2 separate regions of the Homo sapiens genome follow, and region 1 is linked to region 2. Evidence: read pairs that join two places in POLR2A ChIA-PET (ENCODE). Cell type or tissue: GM12878. All regions are shown on one strand. Each heading gives the region's core, and the rest is flanking DNA. Links, peaks and the distances in the headings are about the cores only. Region 1 overlaps GPATCH2L (G-patch domain containing 2 like). Region 2 has its middle 23 kb from the start of ESRRB.

Region 1 (4,398 bases), core at 66-4,065, 170 kb after region 2:
AAACTACAATGAGACATCATCTGACCCCAGTTAAAATGGCTTACATCCAAAATACAACTAATAATGCTGGTGAGGATGTGGTGAAAAGGTAATCTTCGTACACTGTTGGTGGGAATGTAAATTAGTACAACCACTATGCAGAATAGTTTGGAGGTTCCTCAAAAAAACTAAAAATAGAGCTACCATATGATCCAGCAATCTCACTATTGGGTAAATACCCAAAAGAAAGGAAATCAGTATATCAAAGAGATATCTGCACCCCCAGGTTTGCTGCAGCCCTGTTCACAATAGCCAAAATTCGGAAGCAACCTAAGTGTTCATCAACTGATGATGGATAAAGAAAATGTGGTGCATATACACAATGCAGTACTATTCAGCCATAAAAAAGAATGAGATCCTGTTATTTGCAACAACATGGATGGAAATGGAGATAATTATATTAAGTAAGATAGACCAGGCACAGAAAGACAAAAATCACATGTTCTCACTTATTTGTGGGATCTAAAAATCAAAACAATTGAACTAATGGAGATAAAGAGTAGAAGGAGGGTTACCAGAGGCTGGGAAGGGTAATGAGGGTGGTGGGGAATGTGGATGGTTAATATGTATAAAAAAATTGAAAGAATGAATAAGATCTACTATTTGATAGCACAACAGGGTGGCTACAGTCAATAATAATCTAACTGTACATTTTTAAATAAAAGTAAAATTGGTTTGTTTGTAACACAAAGAATAAATGCTTGAGGGGATGGATACCCCATTCTCCATGATGTGATTATTACGCATTACATGCCTATATCAAACCATCTCATGTACCCCATAAGTATATACACCTACTACAAACCCACAAAAATTAAAAATTAGAAAGTTAATAAAATTCAATGTAAAAATGGTATTTGTTTTCTATACTTTTTCTTTAACACAAGTAACACCAGGAAAAAATTTGATATTTCTAGGGACCAAAGTTCATATATATATTCCAATTATTCTGCTTAATTACTAATCTATTCACCTCAATTATTTTTAACAAAAATGTATGGAGGCCTACCCAATGTAACATACTATGCTGGATGTGCAGAGGGAGATAAAAGATGACTGAGCTGAGGTCCTGTCCCCAGGAGCTCACAACACAGTAGGAAGGCCAATTCCTAAAGAAAGAATTAATACTCCGAGACACTGAGTTGTAATCAGAGAACAAGTAAGTGCTAGGGTAAAAGGAGAAAAAGGAGGATTAAATCTAGAGATTTAATCCCTAGATTAAATGTGAGACTCCTTTCTCACATGTGATTTTACCTTTAAGGTTTACTGACATTTATTAAGCAGTCAGGAGGGGAAATATTTTCATAGACTTGCACCTGGGAAAAGATCTAGGCCTATGGCACTAGGAGCAGATAGGAAGAAAAGAAAAAAAAAAAACACTTCACAATTATCATAGGAAACAGAGGAGGCTTATCTAACAGGAAGCGATCCTAGCAATTCCACTAATGATTTTCACTTAAATCTAACCCTCAGTAGTCTGTGACAAACTGCTCACTGGCACCTGAAAATTCTCCCTAATCTAATTCCCTTAGCTGGGCTAAAGTAGGCATATCTATGAAGCTGTTTCATGCCGCCCATAAGAGCCAAATCATTTCACATCAGTTGGAAAGATGGGTATCTTACAATGGAAAAACAGAGAGAGAGAAAATGCTTTCATCATTCCACTTAGGCAGTAAGATGCCAGCCAGCTGAGAGCCACTGTCAACGAGACCCTCCAATAGAGGACAAAAGATTCAAGAACTGTGTACTATACAATGGGCAATTCCAATAGGCTTGGGCAGCCTTATAGACAATACTATAGCAGAAACTGCTTCACACATGTGGCTGAAACTGAGGCATTAAAGAGGTGAGAAAGCAACACTGTGCTTCACAGCATCAACAGATACAGGACTAATAAAAGGTTCCTTCCCCCAAGCCCTGAGGTAAAACCTCAGGCTGTTTATTATGGCTCCAAAGGTCAAAATTAATAGCATGAAGTGAGTCTTCTTCTTACTCTTTGAAACTCCTTGTCAAGTGGCACAGCCAGCTGGGCACACAACTCTGATATGCAGATCATAACGTTTGTGAACAGATAAAATGAATTACAAATGAGCTCAGCCTATCCTATTTCAACTCTCTAATGGGCAGGAAGGTCTCTCTCTCTTTTTTTTTAACCCCAACTCTGTCCAAATGCCTCCTCTTATAGACCATTTGAGGTCATTTAAGCACCTCAAGAATCAGTATTACATCTAATTAGCAAATGACTCTGGAAGCCAACTCAAAGTTTTTAAAATTGCAATTATCCTAAGGATGGGGTAGGGCAGTAACTACATAACAAAAATAATATTGGTTACCAGGATGCTCAATATTTACATATATTATTTCATTTTGGTCCCCATTCAACCAATTTAAAAAGTATTGATATTTCCATTTTAAAGATGTAGAAATTGAGGTATGGGAAGATTAAGTCATTTGCCTGGGTAAAGCCCGGATTCTCGCCCAGGTCTGCCTGACACTAATATCTACACTCTTAATCTCCTACCACCTATGCCAATGGACTATGAAGAAAGTAGAAGCTATGAAACTTTTCATCCATTCATTAAGAAACACGTATAACATTTGCATACCAGGCTGATATCTGCCATCCTTACCACAACTAAAAATAAGATTTCTCAAAGAAAAAACAGTTTATTTACAAAGGAAGCTGACCTATATGAAAAGAAGATATCAGTGCTTTGCTATTTCAGAGCTTAAAGAAAGAATAAATTAAAATGGTAATGCTTGACCAAATTATCTTCCAAAATAAAGGAAAGGTCACTAAAAGTTGACCTTTCCTTTGAGTTGGAGAAAACTAAAACACTGCCATGAAAAGTTTTTGCACTCAAAAACTGCAACTGGTGATTGATGAATCACATAGATGCAACTGACCTGTATGTAGCAATTGATAAATCCTAGCTATCATTTTCTTTGGTAATAATAGTAAGAAAAACTATCCTTCACAATCAACAAATCTCTCATTTTGGGAAAAACTGCTTGCAGCACTAGTCTTCTTATTACAAGTTTGTGACTGTGCCCTTAACAATACCACTGCCTCTACCAGAACGCCAATCACACCATCTGCTGTTTGGGCAGCAGCAATTCTTAACACCAATACCAGGTATCACACCTTTAACAGCAAATCCCAATACTAGCAACCAAAACAACCAAACCAAAACACTTGGTTTATGGATTTCATCTACACACCCAGCCAACAATCCAACTATCCATATATCCACCTGACAAAACTCTGCCCCTGATCCATTTATTAAGAACTATGTGCTGGGCACCGTGCAGATACTAACACTCTTCTCTACCTGCAGTAGGTTCTCCAAAGCTAAGAGAAGTCCAGAGGTCTACCTCCCGTAAGGAATGGTGCATACCATACCAAAGTACAGAGTTTGCACCAATTATGAAAGGGGAGACCCTATTAAGCAAATTACAAAGCACCAGTCACAAAACCATATGCATTTAGGACAACAGTTCTTAACCCTGGCTGGCATATTAATCACCTAGGGAGCTTTAAAATAATGCCAATGTCTAGGCCTTATCCCAGACCAATTAAATCAGAATCTCTGGAAGTGGGGCCCAGCACGGATATATTTTCTTAAAGCTTCTTAGGTGATTCCAACTTGCAGCCAGGGTTGAAAACCACCAAGTTAACTATTTCCAGAGTGCTATTCCTGAAATCCACAAATCTATTAGATGGTACAAAGACCACAAAACTCTCCCTCCCATCCACTGCACCTGTCATCTGGGCTGTATTATAACGCTACATCAATAAAATGTTATTTTAATATTATGGTCCAATTATTTATTTGTTTATAGCAATGAAATATTAAACAAGAGAGGATTTTAGGTCATGCACCATCCTCCCAATGCCCCCCGCCCCCACCTATTCTGAGAACCAGAAGGGCATATGGTTCTAGCAGGGAGGAAACTGTTGAAAAGCCCTTGCTCTTGCTTAGGAGAATGGAATTGGCAGTGTCCAGGCAAGAAGCAGCCTCAGCTCAGTAACCTGACAGGAGGGAACCTTCATAGTTCAGGCATGATTATCAAACTCTTTGTGCTCTTAAAGGAGAGTAATTATAGGCATGTGAAAAAAGGGAAGCACTCCCTGAGGAACTCTTCCTCACATGCTTCCCAAGAGGCAGTAGGGCCATTAAAAATTCCATGATGAAGAGGAAAAACAGCCTGGGAACAGCCAGGAGGCAATACAGCAAATTAATACACCAGCCCTCCTCGGGGAAAGCTGTGATAAAACAGGAAACACTTCTCTCTTTGCAAAATAAAATTATACCACTAATGATAACATTGTCGCCACACACACACACACACACACAC
Region 2 (4,398 bases), core at 95-4,094:
TTGGATGGAGTACTGTGGGGACGTGGCAGACGAAACAAGTGACTTGGGCCCAAGAGGGAGTGGTGAGGCTTGGGCTGAGTCTTGAAAGTTGGGAACCATGTGGATGGGCAATGGGGAGTGAGGGAAACATGAGTGGTGAAAGGGAGAAGGGCGTGGTAAAAGTCTGCCAGGGTCCTTAACACACACAAACTCAGTATTTCGGGTCCCAAGCTGCCCTATAGAGCAGCATCCCCAGCCCTGGTAGCTGTCCCTATCTTTGTCCTTAACTTCTCTGAGCCCTACTTGGGTCTCTACCGCCTCTGGCCACCTGGCCCCGGCTTCAGACTGCAAGGAAGGCTGCCTGGAAAAGACCCATCCGAGGAGGAAGGTATACCCAAAGGGTGACATCTTTCCAGGGGAGACCCTAGAGAATAAAACAAACACGGATTTCAAATTCTCTCCTCCTTGGCCCGTGCAGATAAAGCCCAGGACCGGCCGGGCATGGTGGCTCATGCCTGTAATCCCAGCAATCTGGGAGGCTGAGGTGGGTGGATCACCTGAGGTCAGGAGTTCGAGACCAGCCTGGCCAACATGGTGAACGTTCATCTCTACTAAAAATACAAAAAATTAGCCGGGCGTGGTGGTGGATGCCTATAATTCCAGCTACTCAGGAGGCTGAGGCAGGAGAATCTCTTGAACCCAGGTGGTGGAGGTTGCAGTGAGCTGAGATCGAGCCATTGCACTCCAGCCTGGGCAACAAGAGCAAAACTCATTTCAAAGAAAAAAAAAAAAAAAAAGCCCAGGACCTACCTACACAAATGAGGCACACTCTTCCACCCCCGAGACCCCATGGGTTCTTGTGGGTCAGCCCCTCACCTTATTCTGGTCCCTCAGAAGCCTTTGGCCTAAGACACTGAGCACAGAACAAGGGACTGTGGTAAGAGTGTCTCCCATTTGGGTCACAATGTTGGATGAATCCCTCACCCCCGGGACCTCAGCCTTTACATCTGTAAAATGGGACTAATGCACTTGTCCTCCCCCTTCAGAGTGCAATGGTGAGATAGGTCCCTGGAAAAAGGCTGCTGCTATGTGAGCCTGGCTTCATCGCAGGAGCACTTGCCATGTCCCTGGCATCGTACTAGGCAGTGGAGAGAGCAAATATGAACAGAAAACAGCCTCTGCTGTCAGCAGCCCCACAGCCCAGTGGTAGGGGCAAGCAAGTAACACTAATGACAGGCACATGGAGAGGTGAGGGTGGAAGTGTGGGTGGGGGGGGGGGCGGGTAGAGGACCCTGGGGGCCAAGGAAGGGCTCACAGAGGAGTTGGCCAAGCAGATTTCCCGGGGGTGAGGAAGGGCATTCCAGATGGAGAGGTCAGGGTATGTGGATGCAAAGCAAGGGAGCAGGACCAGCCACACAAAGCTCAGCAGGGAGGCAGCAGGACCCAGCGGGGCTGACATAGGCTTGGAGTCAGGCTGCTAGGGTTCAAACCCCTGCAATGTGTGACCTTTTAGTTTTCTTTTCTTTTCTTTATTTTTATTTTGAGACAGGGTCTCGCTCTGTTGCCCAGGCTGGAGTTCCATGGCTCCACCATAGCTGACTGCAGCCTCAGCTTCCTGGGCTCGTGATCCTCCGGGTTCAGCCTCCTGAGTAGCTGGACCACAAGTACACACCACCACATCTGGATAATTTTTAATTTTTTTGTAACTAACATAGTGAGACATAGCGTCTCACTATGTTGCCCAGGCTGGTCTCAAACCCCTGGGCTCAAGCGATCCTCCTGCCTTGGCCTCCTGAAGTGCTGGGATTACAGGCATGAGCCACCACACCCAGCCCTTACAATCTGTGATCTTGGACAAGTCACTAATCGCTCTGTGCCTCAGTTTCCTCATAGGCTCTCCTGTACTTATAGTTTCTTCTCTTGTCCAGATAAAATGAGTTATATGCACAAAGCACTTAGAACAGTGCCTGGCACATGCTTAGCGGTTCATAAATGATGATGATGATGAAGTGATGGGGCTGGAAGGCCTAAATAAACCCACACAGAGGCAGGCAGGGCGGGAACTGTAATCCCCGAGTCTTAGGGGATGGTAATGGCTGGCGAACCCAAGACATACAGGGTGAACCTTAAGTCAGGCGGATTTGCAGAGATGAGGGCCTTTCAGCTGCCCATCGGTTTCAACAGCACATCAGAGAAAAAAGTGGTGGGGTTGGGGACTGTAAAAACAGCTGTCTCCTAGCTAAACTCCCTCCTTTGAGGTTAGAACCAGGAGGGCAAGCCCTGAAACCTCACCAAGATAAGGGGGTGCTGCCCTCTCCCCAGCTCTATCCAGGGGCTGTTTCAACTCCCGGACTCTCCGGGACAATGGCACGCTCGTGAGAGAGGCCGCAGAGCGAGGCAGCTTTTCTCACAAGAGCAATGGAGAGAGAGAAAGCCAAGGTCTAGGGTGCCTCAGAGGGCAAAGGTCCGTGGCCACGGGACGTGCCTGTGCCTACCCGGCGACCCTGCGCGCGGCCCGCAGGAGCGCGGCGATTCGGGGCCGTGTGCCACCAGAGGGCGCGCTGGATCTCAGAGTGTGCGGAGCGCTCAGCGAGGGGCGCGCGGTGGGAACTAGGAAGGGCGGACGGTGCTCGCCTGTGTGCGCGTGGGGGCGGAGGGAAAGAGGGGAGAGAGCCCGCGTTCCCAGAAAGCCCGGAGTTCGAGGGTTAGGGCTTTCCAATCAGCTAGCTCAGAGCAACCGGGGCCGAGGACATAGAAAAGTTACACTAGTAATATCAAACTTACACAATACTCACCATGTGCCAGGCACTGTTATCCAATCCTCACCAGAAAGCCAGATGTTATTATTGTCTCCACTTTATAGTCAGAGAAACTTGAGCTTCCCTGCGCCAGAGGTCCCACACCTGGCTGGGGCTAAACCTGGGATTTGAAGGCCCAGGGTCTGGCTCCAGGGCCTGTGCCCCCAACCGGTGCCCTGTAATAATACTTCTCTAGTAATCTAGTCTCCCAGGTCCGCTTGAGGCTTGATCACTTTCTCACTAGCAGCTCCCTGGTTAAGGTAGCTCAACCCTTTCCTGCAGAAGAGTTGAGTAGATACGTTCCCGCTTGCTAGGCTGGCATCACTACTGCAGCTGCCCCAAACCTCAAAGACTGCTCAGTGGCCGCCAACAGGTTCTGATTTAATTAACATGTACTGAACACTTACTGCATGCTGGGAACTGAGTTAAGGCATTTACATAGGTTCTTATGCAATGCTCCCAATGATGTGTAAATTACGTGTACTTGTTCTGATTCTCATTTTACACACGAAAAAAGTCAGGCGGGTAAAGGAGGGTAAGTGGTTTTCCTGAGTCACACAGTTCACTCCAGCCTGTGGAGCTCCAACCACCATATTCACTTATCCATTCATTCAACAAATCTACTCTGTGCCAGGCACTGACTCAACAGCGAACAGGACACTTAAAAACCTGTTCACTTGCTTTCTTGGAGTTTGCTTTTTTTTTTTTTTTTTTTTTTTAAGAGACTGGGTCTCACTCTGTCTCCCAGGCTCGAGTGCAGTAGTGCCATCATAGTTCCCTGCAGCCTTGAACTCCTGGGCCCCAGTGATCCTCCCGCCTCAGCCACCCAAGTAGCTGTGACTACAGGCATGAACCACTGCACCCAGTGAAGTTTATACTCTTCATCAGCTATAGAGAGTCCCCCACTGACATTCACCCAGTCCTTGTTTCTTGTTGGTTTATGAGAAGAGGTGAGAAGAGGTCATATGCTCTGAACAGAAAGGAAAACAAGCTTTTTGCATATGGTGGCATACATGAGATAATATTCCTTCACCTTCACCCAGAAGGTGGTATACTGATGGCTGTTATGGGTTGAATTGCATCCCTCGAAAAGATATGCTGAAGTCCTCACCCCCAGTACCTGAGAATGTGACCTTATTTAGAAATATGGTCATTGCAGATGTCAAGTTAAGATGAGGCCATACTGGAGCAGGGCAAGCCCTAACCCAATGCAACCAGTGGCCCTATAAGAAGAGGAGAAGACATGGGGATGACACAGACATGTTACAACAGAGGAGACTGAAGTGCTGCAGCTCCAAGCCAGGAACACCAGTGACTGCCAGCAACCACCATAAGTGAGGAAGACGTAGGAAGAATCCTCCCCAGGGTTTTATAGGGGGCATGGCACTGCCCATACCTTGATCTTGGACTTCTAACCTTCAGAACAGTGAGACAATACATTTATTTATTTTTAAGCCACTCAGTGTGTGGTACTTTGGTATAGCTGCCCTAGGAAACCACTCTAATGATATTAACTTTAATTCTTTTCCATTCATGGGGATGGTGTGCTCCCTCATCCAGGTTCTTTTTCTCACTCCAGCCCCACAGTGGCCAGGGTTGGGGGAATACTGAGGTGATGCAC

The links. ChIA-PET counts read pairs that join two places held together with the same protein. Peaks named below come from ENCODE experiments on the same cell type or tissue, not always from the same donor. Only the 100,000 strongest peaks of a DNase experiment are listed, where the experiment ranks them.
Region 1: POLR2A ChIA-PET joins it to region 2 with 8 read pairs; 1 of 35 experiments calls an interaction of 5 or more read pairs at or near these places.

The regions. Positions count from the first base shown.
Region 1 is chr14:76,184,044-76,188,441 of GRCh38, reverse strand. All of the region lies in intron 8 of GPATCH2L (G-patch domain containing 2 like), which reads right to left. Among named protein-coding and RNA genes, the nearest start is that of GPATCH2L, 34 kb to the right of the region's middle. In GM12878, for the core only: CTCF peaks have their summits at 2,092 and 3,137; a DNase peak (open chromatin) is centred at 1,911; H3K27ac peaks cover 1,910 bases.
Region 2 is chr14:76,351,085-76,355,482 of GRCh38, reverse strand. It overlaps a transcript of ESRRB not described here. Among named protein-coding and RNA genes, the nearest start is that of ESRRB, 23 kb to the left of the region's middle. RefSeq lists an enhancer at 2,247-2,436. In GM12878, for the core only: a CTCF peak has its summit at 2,531 (motif pointing right); a DNase peak (open chromatin) is centred at 2,572.